Linked DNA regions of Mus musculus: region 2 is linked to region 1. Evidence: chromatin loops called from intact Hi-C (ENCODE). Cell type or tissue: left cerebral cortex. All regions are shown on one strand. Links, peaks and the distances in the headings refer to the core of each region. The heading gives the core; the rest is flanking DNA. Region 1 overlaps Zranb3 (zinc finger, RAN-binding domain containing 3). Region 2 overlaps Zranb3 (zinc finger, RAN-binding domain containing 3).

The links. A loop is a pair of places that touch in the nucleus more often than their neighbours do. Peaks named below come from ENCODE experiments on the same cell type or tissue, not always from the same donor. Only the 100,000 strongest peaks of a DNase experiment are listed, where the experiment ranks them.
Region 2: it touches region 1 in a loop (5-fold over the local background); 2 of 42 quality-filtered maps call a loop at or near these places.

Annotation. Positions count from the first base shown.
Region 1 is chr1:127,967,988-127,979,198 of GRCm38, reverse strand. Zranb3 (zinc finger, RAN-binding domain containing 3) reads left to right here. Exons shown (of 21, transcript NM_027678.3): 13 at 2,655-3,060; 14 at 6,055-6,252. Among named protein-coding and RNA genes, the nearest start is that of Gm28800, 13 kb to the right of the region's middle. In left cerebral cortex, for the core only: a CTCF peak has its summit at 7,675 (motif pointing left); DNase peaks (open chromatin) are centred at 3,328, 3,946 and 5,013; H3K27ac peaks cover 3,839 bases.
Region 2 is chr1:128,026,359-128,037,569 of GRCm38, reverse strand. Zranb3 (zinc finger, RAN-binding domain containing 3) reads left to right here. Exons shown (of 21, transcript NM_027678.3): 5 at 941-1,172; 6 at 4,636-4,721. Among named protein-coding and RNA genes, the nearest start is that of Zranb3, 71 kb to the left of the region's middle. In left cerebral cortex, for the core only: no CTCF peak of the experiment used is centred there; DNase peaks (open chromatin) are centred at 5,271, 5,868, 6,521, 8,106 and 1 more place; H3K27ac peaks cover 5,732 bases.

The DNA.
Region 1 (11,211 bases), core at 1,930-9,929:
CAAGCCCTGCACACCGCCATCCGACCTCCCTCACACACACACACACACACATGCACTGCATGTGTGCACACTCTGAAGAATAATAAATGGGAAGGAAATCTTTTTAGCAATAGCTTAATTAAGGAAATCTTTATTTCCGGCCCTGTGTGTGATTCTTCAGGGTTGTTGTGGTTGTTGTGGCCACCAGCATTGTACAAAGCTGGATTCTTTATGCCAAGAAAGGGCCACCAATACAGCAAACAGTGACCTGAAGGGAGCAGAAAAACACAAAGCAGAAGTGTCTTTAATAGCCACAGAAAAACAAAAGAAATTATTATGTCTATGAAACAAACTAAGGAAAGATCAGCAAATGGACAGAAACTAATATTTTATAATGCCAAAATTAATAATTTAACAAGGAAAGGAAAGATAAAGAGGAAACCACCCAGAAAGGGGCAGGGGGCGGGGAGGGGGAGGCTCAGGAAGAAAAGATAGAAAAAGCAAAAGTAGCCCAGGAAAACAGCCCAGAATTGAAGAGCATCAACCCTCGCACACACACAGCCGAGTTGAAACTGCACTGGGTTTAATCGTGGAAGGCTAAGTCTTCCCCTGTTTACCATGTGTGAGTTCGTCTGGCTTCTGCCTTCATCCATCCTTAATGTTCTCCTGTCTTCATTTCACCTTTTCTTCCCTTCTCAATCTGCTCCATGTGGCTGGACATCCATTCCTGCTGCCTTCTCCACCTGCATGTGAGTGGTTCCTAGATGTCCAGGCCAACTCTCTTCCATTCATACTCCACTCATTTATTTATCCATATTCTCTCTCCTTCCTGTCCCTCCTCAAACTTACTGCAGCACCCACTGGGCCTCATATGTCTAAGCATGCTATTTCCTGCCCTCTTTTCTTTTGATCTTCCAGCTAACCAGTTTATCTCCTTGTATTTCCTATTTCATAACTGATGACATCAGTCTTGTATGTAATAAGTCAGAAACTGAGAGTTCAGAGTGAGAAGTTATGATCACTCCAGGTCCCTCCCAGCACATTTTTTTAATTCCCACACGCAACCAGGATGTTCTCTTAAATCTTGGTGCTCAGCCCGGTGTGTCCTGAGTTCCATGGCAGCCCTTCCATCCCATGCATTTGGGGGTTCCCTTTGAGGTCTCCAGGGATTGCACTCAGATTGGGGACTTGCACAGTACACACTTTTACCTACTGAACCATTTCACCAGCCTCCTCCCTGTTGCGCTTTATGTGAAGGCATAACCAAGGGCCACTGACTGCCTGAGGAGGAAAGGGCAAGGACTAGCAGAAGTAATAAGTAAGCACTAAAACAGGTACTGAAGAAAATCTTTCAGAAGCTCTGGCTAGGAGCTGCAGACTTGAGTACCGCAAATGTGAGTGAAGGCACAACCCTGTGAAAAAGGACCAGGGAACAAGAGACCACTGTTAGATGCTAAATGCAAGCAACTACCATGCTGGGGAGATGCAAGCAACTACCATGCTGGGGAGATGGCTCACCCAATGAAGACACTTGCCACCAAGCCTGATGACACAGATCTAGGGAGACCTAACTCCTACAAGTTGTCCTCTGACCTCCACACGTGTACTATAGCACCCAAGTGTCCACACAGATCCACATCATACTTATGCATAGTAAATAAACATTATATTTAAAAATGCACATGGCTGCCAAATTAAAAAATTCTGTACCTGAGAGGGAAGCTAAGCAGAGAAAAGCTTAATATTTTTTGAGGGAAAAGGAAAACATGAGACTAATTAGATGCCAAGGATAGACCCAACATTAGACTAACAGATCCCAGAAAATAAGGAAAGACAAAATGGAAAGGAAGAAATTATCAAAGAAATCATGAAAATGTACAAGAGGAAAAATGTTATTCACGTGGCATAGAGTATCCTGAGTGCAAGTAGAATTTTGAGGCATATACTTATAGATTATATAGACACAGATAGATGTACGTAATTATGAAGTTTTAGAATACTAAGTTAGAAGTTAATGAAACCCTTAAAAACAAAGGAAAGCTTTTCTTTTTTCATTTGTGGGTGTCAGTGTGCTTTGTGTCTGTGTGTTTGTATGTTTGCGGGTATGTGAAATACATGTGGGAGTGCACATTCATGTGTATGCATATGCATGTAGTAGTCAGAATAAATATTTTAATGCTATTTGAAAAATGTTTCCTGGTCAGTATAATGTTTTAATATGAGTGTCATGTAGTTTATATACAATGTGTTTACAATTTGGCCATGGAAGTATTTTTCTAGGTTTTTGACTTAAAATACTATTTTATTTGCTAAAATTTCTACATATGCAATTCCCCTTTTTACCAGATGCACATCTAAGGAAGATAGTGTATAAAGTATATTTCTATTTTATAACTTCTCTATCTAATTTCCTCACCCGAAGCCTCCTTCACGGGGCTAGCATAAGGGTTGAATGAGTTCAGCACACAGTACGTGCTAAGCAAAGACACATAGGAAGTATGTGGCTATATCCATTCAGTGCATGACTGTGTTCATTCCACTGAGTTATGTGTATTTATGAAGAGTGACACTATAATTGGATTCATTTCCAGTCAGTCTGGTTAATGAAAATGCTAAGTTCTTTCATTTAGGAAGAACAGTTGTTTCCCCATTTCATAACTGTTGGCTGATTTCAGTTTGAAAAAGAGAAACAGCATGATATTCGATCATTCTTCTTACCAAAACTGAAAAAGAGACAGTTAGAAACGACCTGTGATGACCCAGAGGCATTCAAGGAGAAGATTACAGTGGCCTCGGACCCTAGAAAAATGGCTACAAGTGATAGCACTGCTGACAAAAATGGGTGTGAGCCTGAAGCTAAAAGGTTGAAGTCCCTGAGCACCGAGGACCACAGCAGTGCCCTGGAGGAAGGACCGTCCTTGCAAGCCAGAGCCACATCCATGGAAGTTGTCCATGAGGTCAAGCCCCCATTGGCTTCTCCAGCCCTTCCTGAGAAGGGATGGCAGTGTGGCTTCTGCACATTCCTCAACAACCCAGGCCTTCCATACTGTGAGATGTGTGAGAACCCTCGGAGCAGAGCTGGTGAGTGTACGGAAGGTGGGGATGAGGCTGGCAGGGAGGGTGCCCTAAAGACCACCCAAGCCTTTGGGTAGTAATGTTACAGAAGTGCCTCATGACTCAGCAGGGCCTACAGCCCTTAAAATCGAATAAGAAGTTCCCTGAGTAAAGACTGTCGATTCATCCCCTGTGGAATGTGAATGACTCCTGGTTCTGTCAAGAATATATATTCTGAGTGCCACTGGCTTGGCATTAACTTGGCACAAATGGGCATTTCTGAATAATGTCAACAGGATGTGAGCTCAGTGGGCAGGAGAAGCCTTGTTGCTATGGTAGCAAATGTGCTGCCCATCACAGACCTGCTGTTATGAAAGAAGTAGATATTCTTGTTTTTTAAGGAAATGAGATGGTTTTTATATTTAAATAGAATCATTTTGTAACTACTTGGCCTGCTCAGTATTCATTGTGCCATATTTCTTCCTTGACAACTCATAAGCTCTTCTTCAGGTCTTATTAAAAGAATCTAACCAATACATGCATGCAGAATAAATACAATGTAACAGAAAAATATCAGAAATATTAGTATTCTCACTGTTTTCAGTTCCAGAGAATATTTTTATGGCAATGAAAAAATGCCACATTGACAGTTCTGGAAACTAGAAATAGGTTATTTTAACAATGGTATAGTTGTTCACAGTGGTTCTCCTCTATATTCATTCTTCTAACAGCAGGCTCTAACCAGGACAGAACTAAGAGACTCTAATGTTATAGTTTCCCCACCCCTCCTCCTCTCAGTGTTAATCCGAAGGAATACAGAACCTGAGTCTTTCCTCTCTCACTTCTGAGAGCTCTATCAAAATTGACAAGTGGCCGTCTGGGTAGCTGTATTTGTTATGTGGGCACCTGTTCTCTGAAACAAAACTAGAACCACACACTCTCTCCATGTGATGTCCTTGCCACAGTTAACATGACCCCCTGCAATCCCAGCTGGTGCAATCAAAATAAAGCAACTTGTAAAGTTAGCTCACAGCAAGAGTAGAAAGTGACTAGCTTAGGAAAAAAAAAAATCCTAGTTTATTATGTGTTTGATAGTTCTCATTTTCCCTTTTGATGCTAGGAACAACAGTGAAAGTTTCTAGACCTATGATTGAATAAGCAGCCTGCCAAGAAACCTGAAGAAATAAACTCCAGTTGTGAGCGTGAAGTAGCCTGCTTAGGGAAAAGATAAGAGTTTCAAGTAACAGTGCGTTTCAACACGACAGTGCTCAGGTTTACATTATTACAATTGGCATAATGAGCTGGTACCTTGATTTGTTTGTACCCACAAGGTATTAAAGGGCAGAATGAATACTAATTAAAATTTTAATATTGCTTTCTTAAAACTCTTGAAGAAACAGTAGAATCCAAAAGCATTAAAGGAGCCATATGGTTGCTGCAGTTTGTGAAAGCTGCTTTGAAATCAATAGGGCATAGTATACACTGAATGATAATATCAACAACCAACAGCTGAAATTGCCCAACTTTATATCTCTGATTTGAGTGCCAGAGTGGTTTTATCCAATGTAACCTACAAAATCTTTCTGCTTTGGTACCCAGTGGGGCCCTCAAGGTTAACATGTTCCAGGCTAGAATTCTTAGGGCTGAAGAGGTAGTCAGCTTCTTGCTGCATAAGCATTAAGATCCAAGTCTGAGGCATGGTGCTGCCTTTAATCCTAGCAGTTGAGAGTCAGAGCCAGGTGGATCTCTGAGTTTGGTATACAGAGTGAGCCCAGACAGCTAGGACTACACAGAGAAACTGTGTCTTAGTGGTGGTGGTTGGGGGCGGGGGTGGGGGGAGCCCAAGTTTGAATCTTAGCACCTACACAGAAGGCAGGTACAGCATACATCCCCACCCTGGGAACGTTGAGAAAGACAGATTTCTGGAACTCACCAGCTGGCTAGCCAGCAAAGCTAAATCAGTTAACTCTGGGTTCAATGAGAGACCAAAATAAAGTGGAAAATTACTGAAGAAGACACCAGATGTCAACCTTTGGTGCGCAGGCGGGCTTGTCTGGGCTATACTTCTAGAGGACCCAGAATCCCATCACCCACATGGCTTTAACTGGACAACAGTCTTTGACTGCAGTCCCAGAGAATTTGATACCATCTTCTGGCCTCCACGAACCCTGTACACAAATGGTGCAATGACATGGATGCAGGTAAAATATCCATATGCATTAAATGAAAATAAATTTAAAAATTTGAAAATAGTATCAATGGTATCTTTGATCTCCTCACCTTCTCTCAATTGTTAAACTCCAAAATTCATGACTATACCAACGCCTAGGCCTGTTGCTGCCACTGAAAGCCATTAGCAGCTTTATAAGACCGAGTAGCATCCTCCACTCTTCCCCTTTGGAATCTTTACTTGCAGGACAGTCAGAAACACCCTTTAATAATGGGCATCAGCTAGGCATGGCTGCATATGCCTTTAACCATAGCTCTTTGGGGGGAGAGGTAGATGGATCTGTATGAGTTCCAAGCCAGCCAAGGCTACATGATGAGACCTGGGAGCAAGAGAGTCAGACTGTGATCATCAATCCTCTGTCTGAAGGTCTATAATCCTCTCTAATTCCATCCACAGTATATCCAATGGTGTAAGCCCCGGGGCTAGGCTCAGCAGCAGCCCCAAGCTTAGACAGGGCTCTCAGAGCACGGCCCTGTCGGCCTATGCTATGTGTAATAATCTACGACTGCTCCATTCCAGTTCTGGATTCTACCCTCTCCTCGCTGCCCTCCCTGCCTCCCGTTCTCTCCACCCTCCTCATCTGTAGATACATTCTTCATTGTTTGATTACATTTTTGTGTATCCATGCATCTTGAAAGGAACCTTCAGAAGGCAAGGCAAACAGTCCCTTCCTGATAAATATTTTATAAGTCTGAATAAACATTGTTAACTTTATTTTTTTAATAAAATTGAGCTGTGACCCTTTAGTCTGTGCTTGTTACATTTAAATTACTGTATTTTTGTAATCCTAGCTGGCCGCAACCATCTTCAGGATAACAACAAAAATGATGAAGACGCTGCTCAGGAAAGCACCTCCAAAAGTGATCAAGCTGGTTTGGAGTGTGAAAGGCAATGCCCTGAACGGTTGGAAGCTGAGCAGTCGGCTAATAGCAAGGAAGAGGCATTGGAAGGTGGAGGGGAAGACAGACTGCCATCTCAGCCAGAGATTGGTACGTCCTGCTTCTGTCTCTAGTGCTCAGATAGTAACCGTGTGGGGGATAGGAATGTGGCTGAGTTGGTAGAGTTCTTAGCTACCATGCCTGAGTCTACTGCTTCAGTCCCCAGCACTGTGTGAACCAGTTGTGGTGGCCAAAGCTTATAATCCCAGCGCTCAGGAGGAAGAGGCAGGAAGATTTCAAGTTCAAGGTCATCCTTGGTTACATAGTGGATCTGAGGCCAGCCTGGGCTATATGAGACCCTGTTTCAAAACTAACCAATTAAGTCAATAAGTTCTGGATACCTTAATGCATAATGCTATGTTAAAACACACACCATTCTCAGAATCATCTTTAAATACCAGATGGCTCTCTCCTGGAATCAACACCATATTGCATCACAACCAGTAAATTGCTATTGCCACCAAAATATTGCCCTGCCCAACCACAGCAAGCTCATTGACAGGGAGAGAGCTGTTTTTATTTGGGTAGTGCATCAGGTCACAGGAATCAGACTGAGAGAGAACCAGCAGCCAGGTAACAAATCGTTACTCTCTTCTGCAGTGAATGCTCTTAGATGGCTAAGCTCAAGCTGCTGCTGCTGCTGCTGCTTCTCCTTCTTCTTCTTCTTCTTCTTCTTCTTCTTCTTCTTCTTCTTCTTCTTCTTCTTCTTCTTCTTCTTCTTCTTCTTCTCCTTCTCCTTCTCCTTCTCCTTCTCCTTCTCCTTCTCCTTCTCCTTCTCCTCCTCCTCCTCCTCCTCCTCCTCCTCCTCCTCCTCCTCCTCCTCCTCCTCCTCCTCCTTCTCCTTCTTCTTCTTCTTCTTCTTCTTTCTTTTTTCTTTAAGAAACAAGGAAAGTGTTTCAGTGTTCTCTGAACAGGGCTGGGGAGATGGTTCAGTGGGTAAACCTGTAAGCATAGACTGCCCTGCCCTGCAAGCATATACTCTTGAGTTTGAGCCTCACCACCCATGTGCAGGACTAAATGTGACATGCTCACCTTTAAACCCAGCATTCAGGGGCAGATACATTCTACACAGATACAGACACCAAATGAATCAGCCCTTGGTGTTGTTACTTATTGCTTGTTCGTGTTTGCATTGCTTATAGCAATGGTGGTCACTAAATGCCAGCCTGTAGTTGTACATGGGCCAGCTGACAAATGCTGAGTAAATTGGGATCCATGTCTTTTTTGACGTACTTAGTAACATGCAGAATGGTATACATCTTAAAACCATTCCAAGTTGTTAGATGAGGCCCCTAAAAACATTCTATGTTAACAGCTGTTAACACTGATACAACTTGGAATAAGATTCATAGCTTCAAAATGAAATGTTCATTTATGGCTCAGTGGTTAAGAGCACTGACTGCTCTTCCAGAGGTTCTGAATTCCATTCCCTGTAAACACATGGTGGCTCACAACCATCTGTAATGGGATCAGATGCCCTCTTCTGGTGTGTCTGAAGATAGCTACAGTATACTCACATACATAAAATAAATAAATCTTTAAAAACAAAAAACAAAAACCCTAACTGGCAGTGGTGACACACACCTTTAATCCCAGCACTCAAGAGGCAGAGGCAGGTGGATCTCTGAGTTTGAGGTCTACACAGGGAAACTATCTCAAAACAAAACAGGGTGGGGGGTTCCTCTTTTCTTTTCTCCTTAGCCTTCCTTTTCCTTCTCTCAGAGTCTTCCCAAGAAGTGTCTTGGAGTACATGCTGTCTGATCTGATTTCATAGCCTTTAAATAGACACAGTAGTCAGCAGTCAGAGGGCTTCTCTTCTTGTGTGTCTCTAGTTTCTTTGTTCTGGCTGCAAGACCAATCCCCAGGTGCCAGTGAAGCCTAGGACCCAGGATGGTGTACACTCGGTGAGCTAGTCTGAGAATTGTTGGACAGTTGTCAGCTGAGCTAGGAAATGCTGGGTTGCTAGCTGGGCATAAACATGAACCAGGTGTGGCGGTACACACTGGGAGGTAGCAGCAGCAAGACAGACGTTCAAGGTTGTTCTCAGCTGCATAGTGAATTCAAGGTCAGCCTGGACTACAAGAAATCCTGTCTCAAAAAACCAAGGCTGCGCCCAGCAAGTAGGTAGGAAAAGGCCCTTGCCACCAACCCTGACCACAAGAGTTTGACCCACATAGCAGAATGTCTTCTGACCTGCACGTGTGCTCACACACTCACACACACACACACACACACACACTTTAATAAGTCCACACAACCTGCACATCTGTACCATCCTCATCCACTGCAGGCACACTAGCATTTCCCTTGTGCTTGTCCCTGCTTCCTTCCTCCTGAGCTCTCAGCTCATCAACCTGAACAAATCCAAGAGATACATTACAGATCTTTCCAGTAAATGTGGATTTCCGTGAGAAACCAACTGGAAGAAGGTTTGTTTGTTTGTTTGTTTGTATTTTTCTTTCTACTCCCTCTTTTAGAGCCAGACAGATCCATGCTGTTCTGGAGCTGTAGTTCCATTTTAACTAGAAACATGCAGACTGGGAGGGAAGCTGTGTCAGCATCAGCCCCATCTATAGTCTCAAACAATCAAACAACGCTTCGTGGAAACACTGAAGAGGGTATGTTCCCATAGTGCAACTCTCAGCCCCCAAGAACTATCAGCTACTATGGCACTGACCTTATAAATATCTTCCATCAAAGAATGATTTCTATCTTTACACATTAACGCATAGATCTTCAAATATAAAGACACGCTGATTACAAAGCGCTCTCCTGACCACGGTCGGCAGACAGCTCTCATTAAACGGTGACACGGTACCTTAGACAAAACCCAACATGCCACCTCTGACTGTGACTTTTGTTTGTCCCGAGGGGTGCAGACCAGCAGTGTCTTCAGCCTCCAGCTGTTTGTGTGGTATATAATGGGTGACCCTATTCACATGTCCACAAACCAAACATAAAACAGCTTCCTCGTGGGAGAGGTCGGTCATTCTTCTAAGAATTTGCTTCTGCGGTTTGAAACCTGTGTTCTCCTGTTCTGTAACCTGGTTTTTTCATACTTATCCTTTTTCCTTTTGATTACAGAACATACTAAAAAATACCTTTTAATTTATTATTATTATTATCATTATCATTTTGTGTGTGATGGCTGAGGGGCATGAGTGTCGCATGGCGCATGCGTGGAAGGAAGCTAGATGATGGCTTGGTGGAGTTGGTTCTCGCTTTCCTTCTTTACTGTAGGACTCAGGGACTGAACTCAGGTCAGCTGACTTGCATAGCCATCTCCCCAGCCCCATACTGAAAAGTATGTGGAAGTCTTGGAGTAATAAATTCAATACATATAATAGCATTGCTTGTACATCCTGTGTGGCTTTGAGTGACAGTAGCATTGTAGCTATGACTGAGCTCACATGGGCTCAGACAACTTCACAGCTACCACCTAGGTGATAATGATTGCAACATGCCATTGTTATCACTGGACATCAGACACTAATTTCAGAAATGTTTTTTAGTCATTAACATGCACTATTGTGCAAGCTAGTGGCTTTTCACTCTGACAGTTCCATATGTGCATATTGTGCCCTGACCATGTTTACCTTGCCCTTTCAATCTCTAGTTCTTGGGGCCTTTTGTTTCTTTTTCATTTATAGACATAAGTCGCAAACTGGATTTATAAAGTAGCCAAGGCCTAGACTAGAAAACTAGTATGTTGATGACATTGCCTAGTGGAGTGACAAGCAGAGCCGAGCTTCTAGAACATTCAGAGGTCACTGACACTGAGCTAAGATATAAGCTCTGCAGCTAGAGAGACAGCAGGTGACCAAGAGTGACCTGACTTTGGTTCCTAGCACCCAAATCAGGTGGCTCACAATCATCAGGATCGAGTGCTCTCTGGCCTCTACTAGCATCTGCATGAACACAGTGCACATAAATTCACACAGGTACACCCATACACCATACACGTAAATACAAATAATAAATTCATTTTAAGAGTACAAACTCTGGAGCCCCTCTTACTCTTGAGCAGGTTAATGTGCTGAGATTCCTCCTGTTAAAATGTGCTTTTTGTTTGTGAGAGATGCACTCAGGACAGTAGTTAGCACGCTTCCTAGGCCAGATGTGTTTAGAAGGCATTAACTGCATTCATTATTTAACCTGTGTTTTTGAGGGGGTTGATTTAGTAGTCCTGGGGATCCAACCCAGGGTCTTTGGGCATGCTAGACAAATACTCTACCACTCAGCTACAGCCTCAGCATATTTGACTGTAGTTATTATGTAGACTTGCTTCCATAATTTTTGTCTCTCCTGAAGAGTTCTGGGTGAAGAGACTAAGAAAATACTTATAAGTAATGATTAGGAAATTAGCATGTCTAGTCATTTCCTTGTGGATGAGACAGCAGCCACAGGGAACCAGGCACATCAGTGGCACTCGGCAAAGCTGTCCTGATGCTGATAATCAAATGGGGACTGTTTAGTCCCAGATGCAATATGTTCAGCAGCGAGGAGAGACTCTAAACCCTTCAAGTTTGGTAATGACTTCTGGGTGAGGGAAGGGTCCCTTCTGACCAACTCATATCTTTTCAGCTGAGTCTGAACCTGTTTGCTTCTTGTTCAGTCATTAGCAAAGAAAGCCCCACTTTCTGTAGATGCTGATGTTCTTAGATGACCTACCTTGGGAGTTAGTTATTTCAGGTCTAGACATGAATTGCTGATCAAGTGTGTTGGTTTTTTTATATATAGCTATTCATCATTCTACCTTGCAGAATAGTAAAAAAGCTATTTTATTTTATTTATGTGTCTGAGCATGTGTTTAACCATGTGTGAGTGGATGATCAGAGGCTAGAAGAGGCCAATAAGCTGGAGTTACAGGTATTTGTGAGCTATTCAAGTGGGTATTGGCCATCAAACTCCAGTCGTCTGAAAGAACAGAAAATTTCTCAGCTGCTGAGCCATCTCTCCAGAACCCCAAATAATCTAATTTAGACAGAGTAGACAGGCCTTTCCGCATCT
Region 2 (11,211 bases), core at 2,236-10,235, 58 kb before region 1:
TAACCCTCGACTTGTAGAGAAAAAAACAAGGTGCACTAAGGTGTGCTGGATAGCTAGACTAGCCAAATCAGAGAGTTCTGGGTTCAGCAAGAGACCTTGTGTTAGGAAATATGTGGAAAGAGATCTCTGAAGGATGATAATTCATTTCCACCTCTGGCATCCATATGCATATAAACAGGTGTATACCTTCACATATTCATGTCCCTACATGTATACAAGCACACATGCCAAGTAAAAGAAAGTCACAGATGAAGTCTGTCTTGTATTATTCCTTTGGTGATAATAGAAAATGCAAAAGTGGCACATTCAAGAGCTTGTGTCATTGTTGCATTCTATACTAGGAGCAGAGTGATTTGTGGATCCTTCCCTCACCCATCTCATACATACTGAGCCAGCGTATGGGAACAGTTCATGATAGGAACTAAAGATGTTTGCAGATGTGTGTATCATAGAGCGAAGGCTGAAAGGAACACTTTGTTTTAGCTCACTGGCCTGTGTGTATGGGGAGGGTCCTTCTAACCTTTTACAGCATTCCAGCTCCACAGTGCCTGAGGGCTGCATCAGATGGAAAAGACCAGGAACGCATAGTGCACAGCTCTGTTAGGTCCTGTCCTGACAAAATCCCACCATCACCCAGGTTGAAAATGAATGCATGGTTGAAAACATTCTTGTCCTAGTTAAAAAAAAAAAAAAAAAAGGTGGCTTTCTAGTTCTCAAAATCTCCCAAAGCTAACCATTTGACCAGAATTCTGAGTCCTGGCTTAACATATTTGAGAACTGTAAAATCTGAACTCTGTGAGTAGTTAATGTTTAGCAGAAGAACCATCTCTTATTTTTCTTATTTTTTACCCCCTTTCCTTTTTTCCTCCGAGAGTGTTGTTTTCTTTGCCATCCATTTATTGCTAGGACATTTTTTAAGCAGGTGGGTTTTCTTTTCTAGGAGAATCCCGGGCAGCAGAGTGACAGTTCTGGGCTACGGTCTCTTAACCACAGATGCAGAGACTTTGCTGGATGCACTGAACACGCAGAACTTCAGGGTCGTGATAGTGGATGAGTCACACTACATGAAGTCCAGAACTGCTGCCCGCAGCAAGATTCTCCTGCCCATGGTGCAGAAGGCCAGGAGAGCCATTCTTCTTACAGGAACCCCAGCTCTGGGAAGGCCTGAGGAGGTACGAGGATTGCTATGCTTTAAGAAATAGGAAAACTGAATCTATCTTTGCTTGGTAATTTTTAAAGTCAGGTGCCTCAAATGCTAGAAGAGTGCATTGGAAATTTCCAGGGCACGATCAATGATTAAACAATGTTTTATTATGACTGGATTTTTAAAAATCTGTCTTTTTTTAAGTCTTAACCATATTTACAAATATGGTTAAAAGGTTTCTTTTTCTTTATTTTCTTTTCTTCTTTTTTCTTTCTTTTATTTGCTTGTTTGTTTGTTTTGACTGAAGGTATTATTATATAGTTCTGGCTGGCCTCAAACTCATATCAATCTGCCTACTTCTTTCTCTTGAGTGGTAGGATTAAAGGTGTGCTTTAATCCAGCTATTATAAAATCTATTTAGTACATATTTGTAATGTTGTTCACATTTGCTCTTTTGTTACTTACTTTATCTAGTTTGTATAAAAACATCTTAAGGTTGAAATTTGATCTACTCTGTATGTGTGTGTATGAGGGAGATTTTAATCAAGCAGTATCACTACTCTGACTGGAATGCACACACACACACTTAGTGCACACCTTTCATCCCAAATAATGGAGGTAAAGTTAGTTTGTAGGAGGAAACACCCATGTTTGAAAGTGATGCCCAGTTGAGTGGCAGACAAAGTTACAAATCAGATAGAGGTTTGACAGAGTAGGATACACCCAACTCTCGTGAGAACAGAGAGGAAAGAGAGCTGCTTTAAGAGAGAGGAGACACTTTTACTGGGACAGTTTTAGAGAGACATGTTGCAGAGAGAGAACAAGCTAGACATATGTTAAGACAAAATGAGCCAGAGAATGAGAAGGAGCCAGAAGATTAATACTTGTTCTGGAGTTAGTTTGAGACCAAGCAGGGCAATTCAGTCAGAAGTTGAGAGGAGCCAGTGTGAATCAGTCATTTTGGAGAGGAGTTTGAACCAGAACAACTGAATTGAATCAGCCACCCAGAGATCAGAAAGAACTAAGAAGGGTGAGCTTATTCAGTAGTAAGTCTCAGAGGCTGAAAACATGATAGGCCTCGATTAGATTGTACAGAAATTAGAAGCTTCCAGGACTAGGCCTAGGTTAGCAGATAGAGGCAGTAAGCCTCAGAGACAACAATGACTATAGGAGAATAAAAGTTACATTTACATATATGTTTGTGTGTTGTGTGAGAGAGAGAGAGAAAATCCTGTACCTGTGAAGGAATTTCTACTGTCTGTCTTATCTGCTGTCTACCTTCTTTTTTTGAAGTGGGACTCCCACTGGTCCTGGAGCTCCAATTTCTCTGGGCTAGCTGGCCAGTGAGCTCCCTTTAGAGATCTGTTTATACTCCCTTGCAGAATTTTTCTGTAGTTCTTTTTTACTTTGGTAGCTCCACTTTGGAAAGTAGAAACAAACTAAAGGCTGTTACAGGCCAGGTGAGGTATCTATCTAGACTAGAGGAACTTAGTCTAGGAACAGCCACGTGTTGAGTGTCTTTTTCAGACACTCTTAGTTCTTTCTGACCATTTGATCTGAGGAATCTGATTTGCTGGCACACTGTTGTTTATCCTTTGTATCTCTGTGATGGTGGTGATCATCCTCTGTATTCCTAACTTCAGTAGGCTTTTGTCTCACTCCTTATCTAACCAAAGTTTAGTCAGCGTTATTGATTGTTCCTAAAACAGACTTGTGTTTGCTAATTTTCTCTTATTTTCTCCTTTATTTTCATCAAAATGCTTATAGTGTTTTTCTTTGGTGCTTGCCTTTTCATTTAGCGTGTTCTTCCCTTTCTAGCTGGGAATTTAAGTTGTTGATTGAAAATCTTTGTTTTCATGTTGACACAGGTGCACACAGCAAAGGGCTGTACTGGGGATGATTTTTTAAATATGAAGTCCTAGGAATAGAAACATTCATGAAAGTAAAAAATAGCTAGTGCTTGCCAGGACCTGGTGGGAAGGGAAGAGGGCTTTGACTACTAATGGAGGTGGGTTTCTTTTTAAGATGGTAACAACCTTTTGTAAATAGTAGTGGTTGATATATAACTTTGTGACTGTGCTAAAAGCCACTGAATTTCATACTTGAAGAGTGAACTTTATATTAATCATATCAATAAAAACATTATGTTAAAGAGCCTATTAAACCTGACAGTAAATTGTTATTGTGTGCAGCCTATCAGGGTCGTGAAAAGAAAAGTTACACAAGGATACTATTGGCCCAAGTGGCAAATTTACATAGTATTCAAAGTATACATCTAGGCTGGGAAGATAGCACAGCGGTACAATACTTAATGCACGAATGTGAGGGCAGTTCAAGTCCCCGGACCCCACATAAAAGCCGAGCAGTTGTGGCAGCAGGCTATAAGCCCAGTGTGGCAGCTATAAGCCCAGTGTGGCAGCTATAAGCCCAGTGTGGCAGCTATAAGCCCAGTGTGGCAGCAGGCTATAAGCCCAGTGTGGGAGGAGAAGACAAGAATCCCCCAGCAGCTGGCAAGCCAGACCAGCAGAAATGCAGGTTCAGTGAGAGACTCACTCAATTCATAAAGTACAAAATGATTCAAAAAGACGCCAATGGCAGAAGCTACCACATGAACATGCACAGTACACACAGAGATATTTATGTCAAAAGAGAAGAAAAGAACATGCATGCCATGTTCCATGCACCCGAGATTAGATTTAGTGGTATAGCAATTGCCTACCATGCCTCAGGCTCTGTGCTTTACCCCTCACACCAACTGTTTATCTCTAAAATTATAACATATGAAATTCATCCAATGAAAATGCAGCTTGAATGTGTCTGGTAGCACATGCCTTTAATCCCAGCATTCTGGAAGTAAAGGCAGGAGGGTGGAAGTTGAGGTCAGCCAGGGTATATAATGACTACATAAATACTTCATTTCAAACAAATGTATGTAAGCAGGTGGATAGATAGATGAACAGATCGCTAGTACTCATGTGTAGCATGGATACACAAATATAATTGTGAAATTACTAATATTTATAACTGCTTAAAAGACAGAAACAGCCTATTCATTCATTATCAGGCATCTGTTTGACTATTTTATCACATAGACACAATAATGGTTATTCATCCTTTTAAGGATTCTTTATTATTATAGTATATTGCTTATATACCTCTTAAAATTAAAAGTTGCCTCTGATGTTTTTACAATAAGATTTTAGTTGTACCATAATATTATGATTGTCTATATGTGTATACATACATACATACATACATATACAGGGGCTAGAGAGAAATCTTTTTTAAATTGTGACTGTATATATATGTTATATTTAGAAAAAGAGAATTATTATCCTTGAAGAATGGATAGTGTGGTGTGAAAAAGAAGGAAAGTCTTTGAGGAAGAAGCATTTTTACTTTTATGCCTGTTACCATTTTTATTAAATTCTTTTATCATCCTAATAACTTACTTGAGAATATTGTAATTGAGGATATTTGTATTGTTATAGCTTTTCATGCAGATTGAGGCTCTTTTCCCACAAAAATTTGGAACTTGGATTGAGTATGCTAAAAGATACTGCAATGCACATGTCAGGTAAGATGACCGTTCTCCATAAGCCTTTATCTGGACATATTTAAAACTCTGAGCATTAAACACTGTTAGCCATTCCTTATTCCCGTGGTTTGCAAACTTGTTGCACCTATGGAAGAATTCCTTAAAGTAAAGCCCTGCCTGGGTAGCCTACCTGTAATGTAAAAGAAATACCTAGGCATGGTGGCACGTGCCTTCAATGCCAGCACTTGGGAAGGAAAGCAGGTGAATGATTAGAGGCTAGACTTGCCTTCATCCATGTCAAGGCTGAAAGAAAATATGTCTATTCTTGAGTATATGCATGGAGGTGTGTTGTCCTGCTTTCCATTTGACTGTGTGAGGTGTCAGGTTGAGATGAGCCAGGTTTTGGTGTTACAATGATGTCTTAGTTCCTGTTCTATTGCTGTGAAGAGGCACCATTACCATAGCAACTTATGGAAGACAACATTTAATTAAGGGCTTGCTTACAGTGACTCATGGTGGGAACAAGGTAGCAGCAGGCAGACCAGCAGGAATGAGCTACAGCAGTAGCTGAAAGCTTACACCTGATCCACCAGCTGGAGGCACAGAGCAAGACTGTGCCTGAGTTTTTGAAATCTCAGGCTCAATGTTTAATTTGTGTGTCTGTCCTACAGTCTGTTTTTTGATTAATATCTGTCATATGAGAGCAGAAGTGTGCACCTCACTTATGAGTATAAATAGTATTTCGAAGAGAAATATTTCATCTCTGTGAAATGTGTGATGGCGTAGGTTGTGTTCTGTTTCCTGCTTGTTAGTCGTTTCAAGATCAACATTGTGCTTCTCAAAGGCGTTTTCTTTCTTTATAATTATGTGGACATCTGAATGTCTGAATAGGTCTGTGCACTTGTGAGCGCAGGTAACCATGGAGGTGAGACCAGGGGAATCAGATCTTCTGGAGCTGAGGTTTGGCCATCCAGCATGGTTCTGGTAGCCAAACTTAGGTCCTCTGTAAGAACCTCATGTATGTGTAAGGGCTGCACCCTCTCTAGCCCTTTGAAGATGTTTTCTTCTACATCCATTTCTGAAGTCTTTCTAATCCTTTATTTCTTTACCTTGAAAGCACTGTGGTTCCATAAGCTTTGATTCAGATCAAGGCATTTCCTGGCATTTTAAGTTAGGCTGTGGGATGCTATATTTTCTTCCACAGTGTTTTTATTCTGGAAAGGTGTCATTTTCACACTATAATTTTAGAGAATGCAAATTATGGATCGTTATTCCATCCTAGACCCATATTTTATATTTAAAATGTCATGCTGCATTCAAAATAAAAGTTAAGTGAAGTGCTCGATCAAGATGTCATTTTGTCTTTAAAAAGTTTATTAAATTCCCGAGTAACAGCCTAAAGAAGCATGCTAATGCAGATGGAATCTGAAGAACGAACGATCTTAGGGCCTAAGTAACCAAACACCACAGACCCCATTTGATTTGAGAGGCACAGAGAAAAGAGATTACTCAAGCAGAGTACCCTTACTCAGAATGCCACATGGTAGTCACTCTAGTGGATTCTATTTAGAGGTAGCTATAAATACAAATAAAATCTGGAGAATGAAGCACAGTGAATAAATTGATCGACAGTAGTTAAGTGAGAGAAGGTATAGAGCCCACTTAGACCCTTGTGCACCTTCTGGGGTTAAATCACTTACCCCAGTTTCTATTTCCTTTTATATTTTTCCACATTTTTCTTGGCAACATGAGAGACTTCAGAAGTGGCACCTTTAATAAATGTTCCAGTGCTTATAAAAGGAAGACTTGTGAATAACCCGGCCAAGCATCGTGTGAGCCAGGTGTGATAGCACAAGCCTTTAATATCAGCACTGGGAAGGCAGAAGCAGGTGGATCTCTGAGTTTGAGGCTATTCTGGTCTGCACAATGAAGTCTAGGCCAGCCAGGGTTACATAGTGAGACACTGTCTTGAACTAAAAACAAAAATATGCTTTGGGAAGACATATCTGTCCTCTCTTACATTGTGCTTAGAACTTAAAAGTGTCCCAAGAAGATCTGGGGAAATTGTGCTTGCGTCTTATGTGTTGTAGGAAATTATTATTATTTAAAATAATGAACTGACAGGTTCCAGCACTATGCCCAGCTACTCTCAGCCCCAGGGGACTAGCTGGCCTTTTCTTATCTGGTGGAGACTCTGGCCCGGAAGGTCCTGAAACTTCTCACCCAGCTCACTTGGTTCCCACTGGCGGGTCGCTACCACGCCAATGCTTCAAATCCCCCACCCCATGGCCTTTGTGGCACACATCAGGCAAATCTACGCACCTTGCTGCGGTACCTTCTCTCTGGAACCCAGTCAAATCACTTCAAGAAGAAAAACACCACACAAACTTAGCTCAGAAACAGTGGTAGCTCAATCTCTGGGCGCTACAACTAAAACCCTCTCTTGTAAGCCCTGTTTAATCTGATTCCTCTAGTGAAACTCTAGCAGCTACATCTTACCCTCATGCTATCCCTGTTCCAAAAGACCTACCTCTCTCCTCCTCCTTCTCTTCCTCTGTCCAACCCAGAAGTCCCACCTATTCGCCCAGTGATTGGCTCCTTTAGTCATTAGGGGATTGGTTCACAAGAACAGCACCAGGCCCCTCTACAACACTTATGTACAGGGCTCTGGGTTCAGTTTTTTGTGTGGGAACACATCAAATTCTATACCAGTTCTACTAAGGAGAATTGGTTGTCTAAATTTTCTTGAGACGGTGAAATGCTACTTGATAGTATATACTCAAGGTGTTATGTCCATTATTAGCATAATCAGGGTCCTGCTCACCTCCATATGTTCTCCAGCACTGCGTCATTTACTGTTCTGCCTCTGGCTAAATACAGGGCTGTCTATTCCTTGAGCACATGGCTCAGTTGTGAAGTAAATAGTTAATATACTGAGCACTCAACGTCTGTTTGAGGAATAGTTAAGTAAGATGTGATATAAATTCTGTATTTGTGTTTGGAAAGACTTCTGATTTTGAATCATTCTATATTGAGTTGGTGTATGAGGTCATTTTATCCCACCTACTGCCTCTAGCTTGTTTTTTTAAATTAATCCATTTGTTCAAAAATTATTTTTAGGAGGCTAGATAGATGGCTTAGTGATTAAAAGTCCTGGATGCTCTCCTAGAGGACCTAGGTTCGATTCCTGGCACCTACATGACAATAAATGACCATCTATGACTTCAGTTGTAGAGGATTCAACATCCTCCTCCGGCCTCTGCAGACAGTAGACATGCTTGTGCTGCACAGACATACATTCAGCCAAAATGTATAAGCCTTCATGCTCTAGGGATCAAAATGATTCAAGCTTTCACTGAATTGTCACGTCTGGCACTAACCAGGTAATTATAGATGACTGTCATGTGAGGATGGGAAGAGGAAAGGCCTGATGGCCGGGTGTACCAATGTGAACCAGTCAAGACAGTCAGAAGCATCCTGTGAGTAAATATATTCCTTTCCTTTTCAGAAAGTGGAAATTCTATATGCTAAAACCAGAACAAGAGAGACCACTGTGCCCTTGAGGAACTAAATATTCAGCTGAATATTCTGAGCTAAACCAAGGTCTCTAGACAAAAACAGTTAGTCAGGAGTTAGATAAAGATAGGGCTAGGTAGGAGTCAAATTACAGTCTTGTTCATCAGAATGTAATAGGAAGACATTGTGGGTGTCTTCCCCTTCTCTGTGTCTTCTGCAGGCATTGGTTTGCAATAATACGTAAGAAAATGTACTATTTTACCATTTTAAGTATATAATTTGGTATCTTTAGATACATTCATATTGTTGTAAAACAAAGCTTTTAATTTCTAGCACATTTGTCACCCTAATCTAAACCTCTATACCCATTCACCAATGTTCTCCACCTCTTTTTTTAGCCTCGGCACTGTAAAGTTATAAAGTGTGGCATGGTCATGTGTGATCAGATTTACAAGTTTCCTTGTTGTTTTCAGGGCTATATTTTTATATGGTCCAAAACTAATAGAAGAGTAAACAAATTCATATTTTTTGAAAAAGAGATTATTATATTAAAAATATTAGCATTTTTGTCCCTTATAATATTGACCATTTTTCTACATAAATGTTTGTTATAGTATATAAATAACTATTTTTTATAGTTGTGTGGTGTATTATTGAGATTGTAGTATGGTTTCAGTGAGGGAGTTTGCATCGAGAAGTGGCATATTATTGGACCTGTACCATAGGTTCTAGAGTGACAGGGCTTGCATCTCAGGACATTTTTTTATGAGAGGCAGTTTATTGTGTCTTTGAACACAATAAGAATTTGAAAGTTTCTGTGATCTAAACTTCTGCAGGATAGGAACTAAGATGGTGAGATTAGGACCACAGGCTTACTAGTGATGCTAAGTAGCCATTTGCGATCATAAACAGATTAGTAGTGGAGCCAGTGTTCTCAGTGGTGTATTTCCACAGCAACGTGGTTTATCCCAGAAGATTGCCTAGAGTCAGATCTGACTTGTATTGGGAGCTTGGTATCGACTTAGATAGATCTAGGGCCTGAAAGACTAGGGGGTTTAGTTATCCTGGGAAGACTCAGAGATCAGCTTGGAAAGGCAGGTGTGAGAACAGGAAGGGGAAGGGTGATTTGGACAAGGAAAACAGGCAGCGCTTGCCTGGGGCATTGTAGTGAGAAGGGGAGAGAATGGGGTGGAGGAACAGGTGCCATAAAAGAATGAGTAGAAACCAGAACTATTATTTTAGTTTCTCCTCCTAAAGACTTTTATTTCATAAAATATCAGTATTTTCACAACGAGGATAAAGTAAACATTGTTTCTGTCTGTTACTTCCAGTCAGTGGTTGACATTATAAATGCTTTCCACACATACAGAGGTTCCCGCCTCACCTAAGTATTTGCCTACATGTTTGTTGGGAGCTTCTGGAGCCTTTCCTCAGTAGGAGTTCCCATTTTTCCTCCCTTTCCTTAAGATATTCCAGTCTGTATTCTTTCATAAAAGGCTGAATTATTATTGTGAGCAGTTAGACATTGTTTCCATGTTAGGATATCATCCTAAGTGAAGTAACCCAATCACAAAAGAACACACATGATATTAGCCCAGAAGCTCAGAATACCCAAGATACAATTTGCAAAACACATGAAACTCAAGAAGGAAGAATGAAATATGGATGCTTCAGTCCTCCTCAGAAGGGGGAACAAAACACCCATGGGAGGAGTTACAGAGACAAAGTGTGGAGCAGAGACTGAAGGAAAGACCATCCACAGACTGTCCCACCTGGGGATCCATCCCATAAACAACCACCAAACCCAGACACTATTGCAGATGCCAACAAGAGCTTGCTGACAGGAGGCTGATAAAGCTCTCTCCTGAGAGGCTTTACCAGTGCCTGACAAATACAGAAGTGGATGCTCACAGCCATCCATTGAACAGAGCACAGGGTCCCAAGGAAGGAGCTAGAGATCTAGTATCCAAGGAGCTGAAGGGGTTTGTAGCCCCATAGGAGGAACATCGATATTCTTTCTGACATTTTACTAACAGGATTGTGGTGTCCTTGCAACGTGTAGTAAGATCTTCAACTTGTTGAGAACACCTCTCTCTGTCCTTTCCTCCCATGTTTTGGATCAGAACATCTTGTACAGCATGTCTGAGATGCTGTCCTGCAGGGTCCAGCATCACCTTGGCAGATAGTAGAGAAGAAGGCAAGCCACGTGGCTGGAGCAGAAAGGGAACCATTTTCTAAAACACAGTTTTACTTGAATTATTTTAACTTATGTATATGTTGGGGAGAGGATGTTGTGCACATGAGTACGGATCCCTTCGGAGGCCAGAGACAGTGATTCCCTGGAACTGTAGTTAACAGTTACAGGTGATTGAAAGCCATCTGACACAGGAAAGAAATGAACTTGTGTCATCTGCAAGAGCGGAAAGCTCTATTCAGTATTGAGCCATCTCTCAGCCTCCGAGCGCAGAAGTTTTTAGTGTTCCAGGTAGAGCTGGTTCAGACAAGATTATGGCTGTGAAAGTGGGGTGCTGAGAGTAGACTTTAGAGGCTTATAGGACAAGAAGAACAAGGATAGATTGGTGGTTGTTTATCGGAATTAAGTCGTCTCTCAAGAAGCATTGTCCCTACCGGTCAGTGGTGAGACACATCTTTAATCTTAGTATTCAGGAGATAGTAGCAGGTGGTTCTCCGTAAGTATGAGGCTAGCCTGGTCTACACAATAAGCTCTAGGATAGCCAAGGATACACTGAGAAACTCTGCCTCCACAAAACTAAAAAAAGACAGAAAAGAAAAAGCATTTTTAATTTTATTTATTTTTTGAGTTTATAATTAAATCATTTCTTCTTTCCCCTTTCTCCCTCCATTACCTCCCATCTACCACCACCACCCCTCAAAGTCATGGCTTCTTTTTCTTTAGTTTTTGCTGTGTGTGTATATTCCTAAATGCTCGTACAACCTCCTCAGTCCATGTGATACTGGCATGTGTATGTTTTCATGGCTGACCACTTGCTAT